Regions from separate parts of the Homo sapiens genome. Here region 1 is linked to region 2. A link is an interaction called in ENCODE POLR2A ChIA-PET data of the cell type or tissue named here. Cell type or tissue: HepG2. All regions are shown on one strand. Links, peaks and the distances in the headings refer to the core of each region. The heading gives the core; the rest is flanking DNA. Region 1 overlaps MPV17L-BMERB1 (MPV17L-BMERB1 readthrough). Region 2 overlaps NDE1 (nudE neurodevelopment protein 1).

What was found. ChIA-PET counts read pairs that join two places held together with the same protein. Peaks named below come from ENCODE experiments on the same cell type or tissue, not always from the same donor. Only the 100,000 strongest peaks of a DNase experiment are listed, where the experiment ranks them.
Region 1: POLR2A ChIA-PET joins it to region 2 with 5 read pairs; 2 of 35 experiments call an interaction of 5 or more read pairs at or near these places.

Annotation. Positions count from the first base shown.
Region 1 is chr16:15,397,203-15,401,434 of GRCh38, forward strand. The region is part of intron 1 of MPV17L-BMERB1 (MPV17L-BMERB1 readthrough); the gene reads left to right. It overlaps MPV17L (MPV17 mitochondrial inner membrane protein like), which reads left to right. Exons shown (of 4, transcript NM_001128423.2): 2 at 3,585-3,655. Among named protein-coding and RNA genes, the nearest start is that of MPV17L-BMERB1, 3.6 kb to the left of the region's middle. In HepG2, for the core only: no CTCF peak of the experiment used is centred there; a DNase peak (open chromatin) is centred at 1,829; H3K4me3 peaks cover 884 bases.
Region 2 is chr16:15,670,368-15,674,887 of GRCh38, forward strand. All of the region lies in intron 3 of NDE1 (nudE neurodevelopment protein 1), which reads left to right. Among named protein-coding and RNA genes, the nearest start is that of NDE1, 22 kb to the left of the region's middle. RefSeq lists an enhancer at 2,427-3,168. In HepG2, for the core only: no CTCF peak of the experiment used is centred there; DNase peaks (open chromatin) are centred at 2,184 and 2,664.

The DNA.
Region 1 (4,232 bases), core at 1-4,000, 270 kb before region 2:
TAGAGTAGGGGTCCCAGTGAGTCATGATGCTAGCACATAGGCTGCATAGGTTGCATAGGTTATAGTCGTGAAGCTATAGCTTCTCCCGGGGTGAAGACTTTAGCATGGTAATGAGGAGAGTTAACTTGGGTTCATCTACAAGTAACCTGGGGTCACTTAGGAGCTGATTTAAACAAACAGGGTGACCTCATTCCGCCCAGGGTTGGGGAAGAACAGGTTGAGGTCAGGAGGCTGTAAAACAGGCTGATCGCTCAAGTTGGTTAAATTCTTGTCATCTTTGGAGATCCCCCGTCTGCTCACAGGAGGGGCCCTGTGGCCTCTAGCATCATTGCGATTTCTAGAGCCTTGAAGGGGATGGGGTGGGTAACTGGGGAGAAAATCTCTACGGGTCTCAAGCCTGACCTTGGGATTGGGGATCACAGATCTCCCCCCAAATGGGAGGGAACTTCTCCTAAGGGCTGTTGGTGCTTTCTAAACCAGGTTGAAGTCAGACAAGCCACCATCTTGAAGAAACCTACCCTGCCCCGTGTGCCTTATTTTTAAGAGTTGGATTCACTTCCTTTCCCTACAGACCCCACCAGAAACACAAACCACCTGGTTGCCTGTTGTCATTGCGGCCAACTACATGGCTGACGGGGTCAGTGGGTCAGGAGAGCAGGCAGCCTGAGAGCTAGGGCCTCCTGTTTTATCAGAAGGTCTGTGCCTGTGCCCGGTGTGTGATTTGCAGACTAGATTTGCAAACAGCTTCCTAGCACCTGTTACAGGAACCTGGTACACTGGTGAAGGGGTAGGGGACCAGAATGCTATTTAATCCTCAAACAACTAGTGAGATTGTTCTCTTTTTCTTCTTTTTTTTTTGAGACAGAGTCTCGCTTTATTGCCCAGCCTGGAGTGTGCAGTGGCCCAGTCTCAGCTCACTGAAACCTGCATCTCCAGGTTCAAGCAATTCTCCTGCCTCAGCCTACCAAGTAGCTGGGATTACAGATGCACACCACCATGCCCACCTAATTTTTGCATTTTTAATGGAGATGGGGTTTCACCATGTTGGCCAGGCTGGTCTCGAACTCCTGACCTCAAGTGATCTGCCCATTTGGCCTCCCAAAGTGCTGGGATTACAGGCGTGAGCCCTCACACTTGAGATTGTTCTTAATACTCTCATATTACAAATGAGGAAACTGAGTCTCAAAGGGGTTCTGTGACTCACCCAAAGACAACACAATCCAGGCACTTGATGCTCTCATGGTGGGAAGTTTGACAGTTTGCCTGAAACTGAAAGATGCTGAGTTACTAACAAGACTTGAACCTAAGTCCAGGCCAAGCTCTCTGATACAGATTCCTGGCCAGATTGCAGCTTTGCTTTGGTCTTCAGTTTTTCTTTTCTTTCTTTCTTTTTTTTTTTTTTTGAAACGGAGTCTTGCTCTTGTTGCCCAGGCTGGAGTGCAATGACACAATCTCAGCTCACTGCAACCTCAGCCTCCCAGGTTCAAGCGATTCTCCTGCCTCTCCTGCCCCTCCTGAGTAGCTGGGATTACAGGTGCCCGCCACCACGCCTGGCTAATTTTTGTGTTTTTAGTAGAGACGGGGTTTCGCCAAGTTGGCCAGGCTGGTCTCGAACTCCTGACCTCAAGTGACTTGCCCACCTCGGTCTCCCAAAGTGCTGGGATTACAGGTGTGAGCCACCTCACCTGGCCGGTTTTCAGTTTTTCTGGTTCAGTTTCCCTTACCTCACATTTCAATGAAAGGGGAAGTGGAAGGGGATAGAGTGGAGGTTTGCGTAAGGCTTTACATGGAAATTGCAGGAATCAATTGATCTTTGTGCTGGGGCTACCTTGGGGAACCAGAGTCGTAACAGATTAACAACTCTGGCTTGGGAATCAGACACCTGGGTTGAACTCTGTCCGCTATTAACCTCTCTAAGCTCTTTTCCTCCTTTGTAACTCTACCCACCTTAGCGAATTGTAAGGAGGGGCACATGAAATGAGGCACGTAAACTACATAGCATTTAATTAATGCTGGGTAAGTGGAACACAGTATTACCAATATTTTGCTGGGTCATGTAAGAATCGTCTGTAATTAACTAATAAAGCTCTTATATTCCCTCCCTCCTAATCAGGGATTGGAAAGAATTTTTAAAGTACTCTCAGTTTTACAACCTTCCTAAAATAGGAGAGCTTTGCCTTGCTACCTGAATTTATTGTTACTTTTTTCCTTTTCTTTTTCTGAGACAGGGTCTCACTCTATTCCCCAGGCTGAAGTGCAGTGATGTGATCACAGCTCATTGCAGCCTCGACCTCCTGGGCTCAAGCGATCCTCCCACCTCTGCCTCTGGAGTAGCTGGGACTACAGGCACGCACCCCTATACCTGGCTGGTTTTTAAATAGTTTTGTAGAGACAAGGTCTTGATATATTGCCCAGGCTGTGAATTTCTCTTCAGGGATATTGAAGATCAAAGTGTTTTTAGGAAGGGTGAATTGGTGTTCCACTTTCAAATTTTGAATAGGGTAATACTGATGGAAAATTTGTAGTCGCCAGAGTATTTGGGTCCACTGGCCTTTTTTTATTTTTATTTTTTTGAGATAGAGTCTTGCTCTGTCACCCAGTCAGGAGCACAGTGGTGCAGTCTCGGCTCACCTCAACCTCCAAATCCTGGGTTGTGTAGTGGTACAATCTTGGCTCACCGCAACCTCCACTTCCTGGGTTCAAGCGATCCTTCTGCCTCAGCCTCTCAAGAACCTGGAATTACAGGCATATGCCACCATGCCTGGCTAATTTTGTATTTTTAGTAGAGACGGGGTTTCTCCATGTTGGTCAGGCTGGTCTTGAACTCCCAACCTCAGGTGATCTGCCAGATCAGCCTCCCAAAGTGCTGGGATTACAGGCATGAGCCACGCGCCCAGCCCACTAGCTTTTTTAAAAAGACAGAAATTAAAATTTCAAAATGTTCAAATGTTCAACATTTCACAAAATGTTTGGAAGGTAGAGAAAGTAACCAATAGACCCACTATTGTAACCTGATTGTTTTTGTGAATTGTTAGTTTTTGAAAAAATAATCGTTCTGCTATAATTTTTATACTCTGCTATTCTCACTTCGTATTTATCATTCCTTTAAAATTTATCTAGTTTTAGAGTGGAGATTATGTTTTCTTTTTTTTTTTTTTTTTTGTTTGAGACAGGGTCTTGCTGTGTTGCCCAGGCTGGAGTGCAGTGGCATGATCACAGCTCACTGCAGCCTCCACCTCCCAGGCTCAAGCGATCCTCCCACCTCAGCCTCCTGAGTAGCTATGACTACAGGCACGCTACTACACCTGGCTAATTTTTGTATTTTTTGTAGAGATGAGGTTTTGCCCTGTTGCCCAGGCTGGTCTCTTAACTCCTGGACTCAAGCAATCTGCCTGCCTCGGCCTCCCGTTACAGGCTTGAGCCACGGCGCCTGTCTATGTTCTCTTTTCACTGTTGGGTCAGAGGGTCATATTGTTGGATGATAGTGATGGTTACTTTGCATTTTGGAATGGGAAACTTAAACATGAACTGTTATACGGTACTCTACTGAATCTTTTAAAATTTTTTTTGGGTTTTGCAAATAGGTATGAGCATTCTCCAAGGAAAGGATGACATATTTTTGGACCTGAAACAGAAATTCTGGAATACCTATCTGGTAAGATAGGCGTTTGAAAATGTAATCACTATATTTTTGTGTATATATGTATATATATGTGTATAAAAATATATGTTTTGTGTTTATATTTATAAAGATTAAAAAATCTTTTAATTGACACATATAAGTACATATTTTCATATACATGTGATAATTTGACACGTGTTTAATCACATCAGGATTTTTTTGTATGTGTGTGTGTATATATATATATATATATATATATATATTTTTTTTTTTTTTTTTTTTTTTTTAATTAAAAAAACCTTTTTCGAGACAGGGTCTCATTCTGGCACCCAGGCTGGAATGCAGTGGCATGGTCATGGCTCACTGCAGCCTGGACCTCCTGAGCTCAAGCGATCCTCCCACCTCAGCCTCCTGAGTAGCTGAGACTACAGGCATGTGCCACCACACCCAGCTAATTATTTTTAAATTTTTTGGTAGAGACAGAGTCTCACTATGTAGCACAGGCTGGCCTTGAACTCCTGTGCTCCAGTGATTCTCCCACCTCAACATTAAGTACATTTTTATTAAACTATTCCTAAATTAGAGCTCCAGTTTGGTTGACAGAAGGGTC
Region 2 (4,520 bases), core at 285-4,284:
AAAGGACTGGCTGGGTGCGGTGGCTCATGCCTGTTATCCCAGCACTTCAGGAGGCCGAGGTGGGCAGATCACCTGAGGTTGGGAGTTTGAGACCAGCCTCACCAACATGACAAAACCCTGTCTCTACTAAAACTACAAAATTAGCTGGGTGTTGTTGTATGTGCCTGTAATCCCAGCTACTTGGGAGGCTGAGGCAGGAGAATCACTTGAACCCGGGAGGCGGAGGTTGCAGTGAGCCGAGATTGCACCATTGCACTCTAGCTTGGGCAACAAGAGCGAAACTCTGTCTCAAAAAAAAAAAAAAAGAAAGAAAAAGAAAGGACTGCATGGGTTGAGGGAGGCTGTGTGGAGGGTGTTTGTAGGTGTATGTGTTGCTGACACTTGGTGCTTGGGGAGATGGGGCTGAAGGAGAGTTGATCTGTACCCATCACAGACGTGGACAAGAATGGGTGTCGGGTGGACCTTGGCAAGCCCAGCTTTACTAATGTATAGGAAAGGGTGTGGGACCAACAAATGGATTGGGGGTTTGGGGCAGGGCGGAGGAGAGGTCCCAGACACGTTGAAGGTGGTCATTGAAGCTGAAGCTTTCTGTTGGAGACCACAGAGTGCAGCTGGCCGTCTGCAGATCCATCTGCCCCATAGGTGTTGTTTGATCGCCTTCAGGGGTTTTTGTTCAGCATTTCCCCATGAACGTTTTCCAGCATATAAGGCTGAAAGAATTTCCAGTGAATACCTGTGTATCCACCACCACCTAGGCTCTACCAATAATATTTCCCCTACTTACTTGCCTTTTATTATATATATTCCCCCATCCATCAAAATTTGTAAAGCTTCCTGTAAAAAGATGGATTTCTGGCCAGGCATGGTGGTTCATACTTGTAATCCCAGCCCTTTGAGAGGCTGAGGAGGGAGAATTGCTTGAGACCAGGAGTTCAAGGCCAGCCTGGGCAACATAGCGAGACTCTGTCTCTACAAAAAAATAAAAATAAAAAATTCATTGGACATGGTAGTGCACACCTGTAGTCTAAGCTACTCAAGAGGCTGAGGCAGGAGCATTGCTTGAGCCCAGGAGGTTGAGGCTGCAGTGAGCTATGATTGTACCATTGCACTCCATCCTGGGTGACAGAGCAAAAGTTAAAAAATAAAAAACCTGAGTAGTGGTTGTTTAGAACACACATTGTTGAGTTTCCCCCAATCCCCATATCCGTGACACGGAGACCTTAGTGTCATCTGCCTCTCCCTGTACTTGGCCCACTTCACCCATTTGTTAACAGCTGAACACCTGCTACACACAATGAGCAATGATTATCGTTCTTTTTGTTGTTGTTGTTTTTGCTGTTGGAGACAGAGTCTCCCCCTGTCACCCAGGCTGGAGTGCAGTGGTGTGATCTCAGCTCACTGCAACCTCTGACTTCCAGGCTTAAGTGATCCTCCCACCTCAGCCTCCCAAGTAGCTGAGATTACAGGCACCTGCCACACCACGCCTGGCTAATTTTTGTTATTTTTTGTAGAGACGGGTTCATGTGCCCATGCTAGTCTGGGACTCCTGAGCTCAAGTGATCCGCCTGCCTCGGCCTCTCAAAGTGCTGGGATTACAGGTGTGAGCCACTGCGCCTGGCTGATTATAGTTCCTAAATTGAAGGGGACTCTGGGTTGAAAAGCTGGGTAGGAGGAAGATTAGTGGTATGAACTGCAGTTTGGAGAGGATAACAGGCCCTCCATGGATCCTGAGTAAAATATCAAGAGAATTACTCAGTAATTCTCTGCTTCAAGACTGAGCTCTTGGGCCTGGCGTGGTGGCTGATGCCTGTAATGCCAGCACTTTGGGAGACCGAGGCGGGCGGATCATGAGGTCAAGAGATTGAGACTGTCCTCGCTAACATGGTGAAACCCCGTCTCTACTAAAAATAAAAAAATTAGCTGGGCATGGTGGCGCACACCTGTAGTCCCAGCTACTCGGGGGCTGAGGCAGGAGAATTGCTTGAACCTAGGAGGTGGAGGTTGCAGTGAGCTGAGATTGCGCCACTGTACTGCAGCCACATGTCAGATGCAGGAGACTCAGAGCACACAGCACAGTGAAGAAACAGGGTACCTTGGAATAACGAGGACCCTGCCACCAGCAAGTATTTGTCAGTCACCTAAGAGAAATATATTCAGCTGGGCCGGACTTCTTAACAACTGGCTTATTCATCACGGGTTGAATGAAAAAGCCTTTAAGGGACCAAACAGAGCATCTATTGATGCCCCCATCAGCTGACAGCTTATTCGAATTAGCCCCAAATGGCAGCACAACATTTCAGCAACAGGTTTTCATGTCCACAGGTTCCGAGGAGATCTCTCAATCGCCAGTGCAGTCGGTGGAGCCCACTCGCTGCGTCCTCCTGGAGCCTGCGTTTGAATTTAGGTTAATGACTTAAGATCCTGTTTTATTTGGAGATGTTCCCAAATAAAGGGTGTGAGGCGATGAGAGCCACGCCTGGGAACAGGGCCTGGTCTGCCTCTACTTGCTGGGTGCAGATACTTCTCTGCTTACAGCCAGGAAATGGGGAGGGTGCTGCGGGCGGCAGCAGGGATGTGGTCCGCCCTCCTCATCCTTCCAACGCTGTAAATCATCTGTTTGTTCTTTCTTTGGAGTCTTCTTGCACAATGGCTCTCGCCACGCCTCTCTGGCCTAGGCACCATTACATCACCCTGGGTGCATCCGGACTTTCTAGCAACGGCTTTGTTTACTTGATTGAGTAAAGAGAAGTTGGCCTTTTTTAACTTTTAAATTAGACCTTGCGCCTTTCTTGTGGGAAGTGTTTTCTCTTATGTTTGTAGAATCTAGGATGGGTGTTTTGTGTTTTCGGTTTTGATTTTTTTTTGAGATGGGGTCTCTGTCACCCAAGCTGGAGTGCAGGGGCACAATCTTGGCTCACTGCAACCTCCGCCTCCCGGGCTCAAGCGATTCCCCTGCCTCCCGGGTAGCTGGGACCATAGGCACTTGCCACCACACCCAGCTATTTTTTGTATTTTTGGTAGAGACGGGGGTTTCACCGTGTTGGCCAGGCTGTTCTCAAACTCCTGACCTCAAGTGATCTGCCCGCCTTGGCCTCCCAAGTAGCTGGAACTACAGCCGTGCACCACTATGCCGGGCTAATTTTTGTATTTTGGTTTCGCCATGTTGCCCCAGGCTGGTGATTTTTTTTTTTTTTTTAAGCGTTGGCCTGGGCTAGAGTGCAGTGGCATGATCATAGTTTACTGGAGCCTCAACCTCCTGGCCTCAAGCAGTCCTCCCACCTCAGCCTCCCCCATAGCTAGGACTGCAGGTGCATGCCACCACGCCTGGCTGTTCTTAAATTTTCTGTAGAGATGGAGTCTTCCTATGTTGCCTAGGCTAATATGCCTCTGCCACCTGAGGTGCTGGGATTGCGGCATGAGGCACCGCACCTGGCTCTGGGTGTTTGGTGAAGGAAAGTAATTTGGAAGCAGAGCAGGAATAGAATCGAGAGAGCACGGGAACGGGCAGGTGATCTGGATTGAGATGGTTTAGGGCTGGTTAGCATAATTGCTTAAGGACACCTGCTCAGGAGGCTGGGGTTTGGTCTTGGCCCAGTCATTTGCTACTGGTTGATTCTGGGCTAGTTAAGTAATTGAGTCTCAGTGTTCATGTCTCTGAAGTGGAATTAAACGAGACAACATAGGAAGTGTACTTAGCCTGGAGGCCAGCACAGAATAAGTATGTAATGGATGTTATTGCTGCAGCTGGCAACAGGGAATCATTGAGAAGTGCGCTGGACTGTTTCTTTGGTAATTAACAAGATCTCCCTCTCTGTCTCTCTCCTCTCCTTTTCTCTCCCTTTCCCTTCCTCCATCTTCTCCCTCCCTTCTGTCTTAGTTTTTGTTTGTTTGTTTTGAGATGGAGTCTTGTTCGTCGCCCAGACTAGAGAACAGTGGCACAATCTCTGCTCACTGCAACCTCCGCCTCCTGGGTTCAAGCGATTCTCCTGCCTCAGCCTCCCGAGTGGCTGGGATTATAGACAACGCACCACCACACTCGGCTAATTTTTTTTTGCATTTTTGGTAGAGACGGGGTTTCACCATGTTGTCCAGGCTGGTCTTGAACTCCTGACCTCAGGTGATCCACCTGCCTCAGCCTCCCAAATTGCTGGGATTACAGGTGTGGGTCACTGCTCCCGGCCTGTCTTTGTTTTTAAACCCAGAGATTGGAATGTTCTTTCTGTCTCCATGCTACAACGGAGAGTCCTGGATCAAAAATTCAGAATAATTGACTGTTGTGTAAACCAAGTACATGCTGCTCTCCCATTGTTGTGGGCACAAACAACAGAAGTCATTGAGATTCCTTTTTTTTTGCTTTTTGAGATAGCTGGGTCTCACTCTGTTGCCCAGGTTGGAGTGCAGTGATGCAATCACGGCTCACTGCAGCTTCAACCTCCCAGGCTCAAATGGTGTTCCCATCTCAGCCTCCTAACTGGGACTACAGGCGACGCCACCATGCCCTGCTAATTTTTATTTTTTGT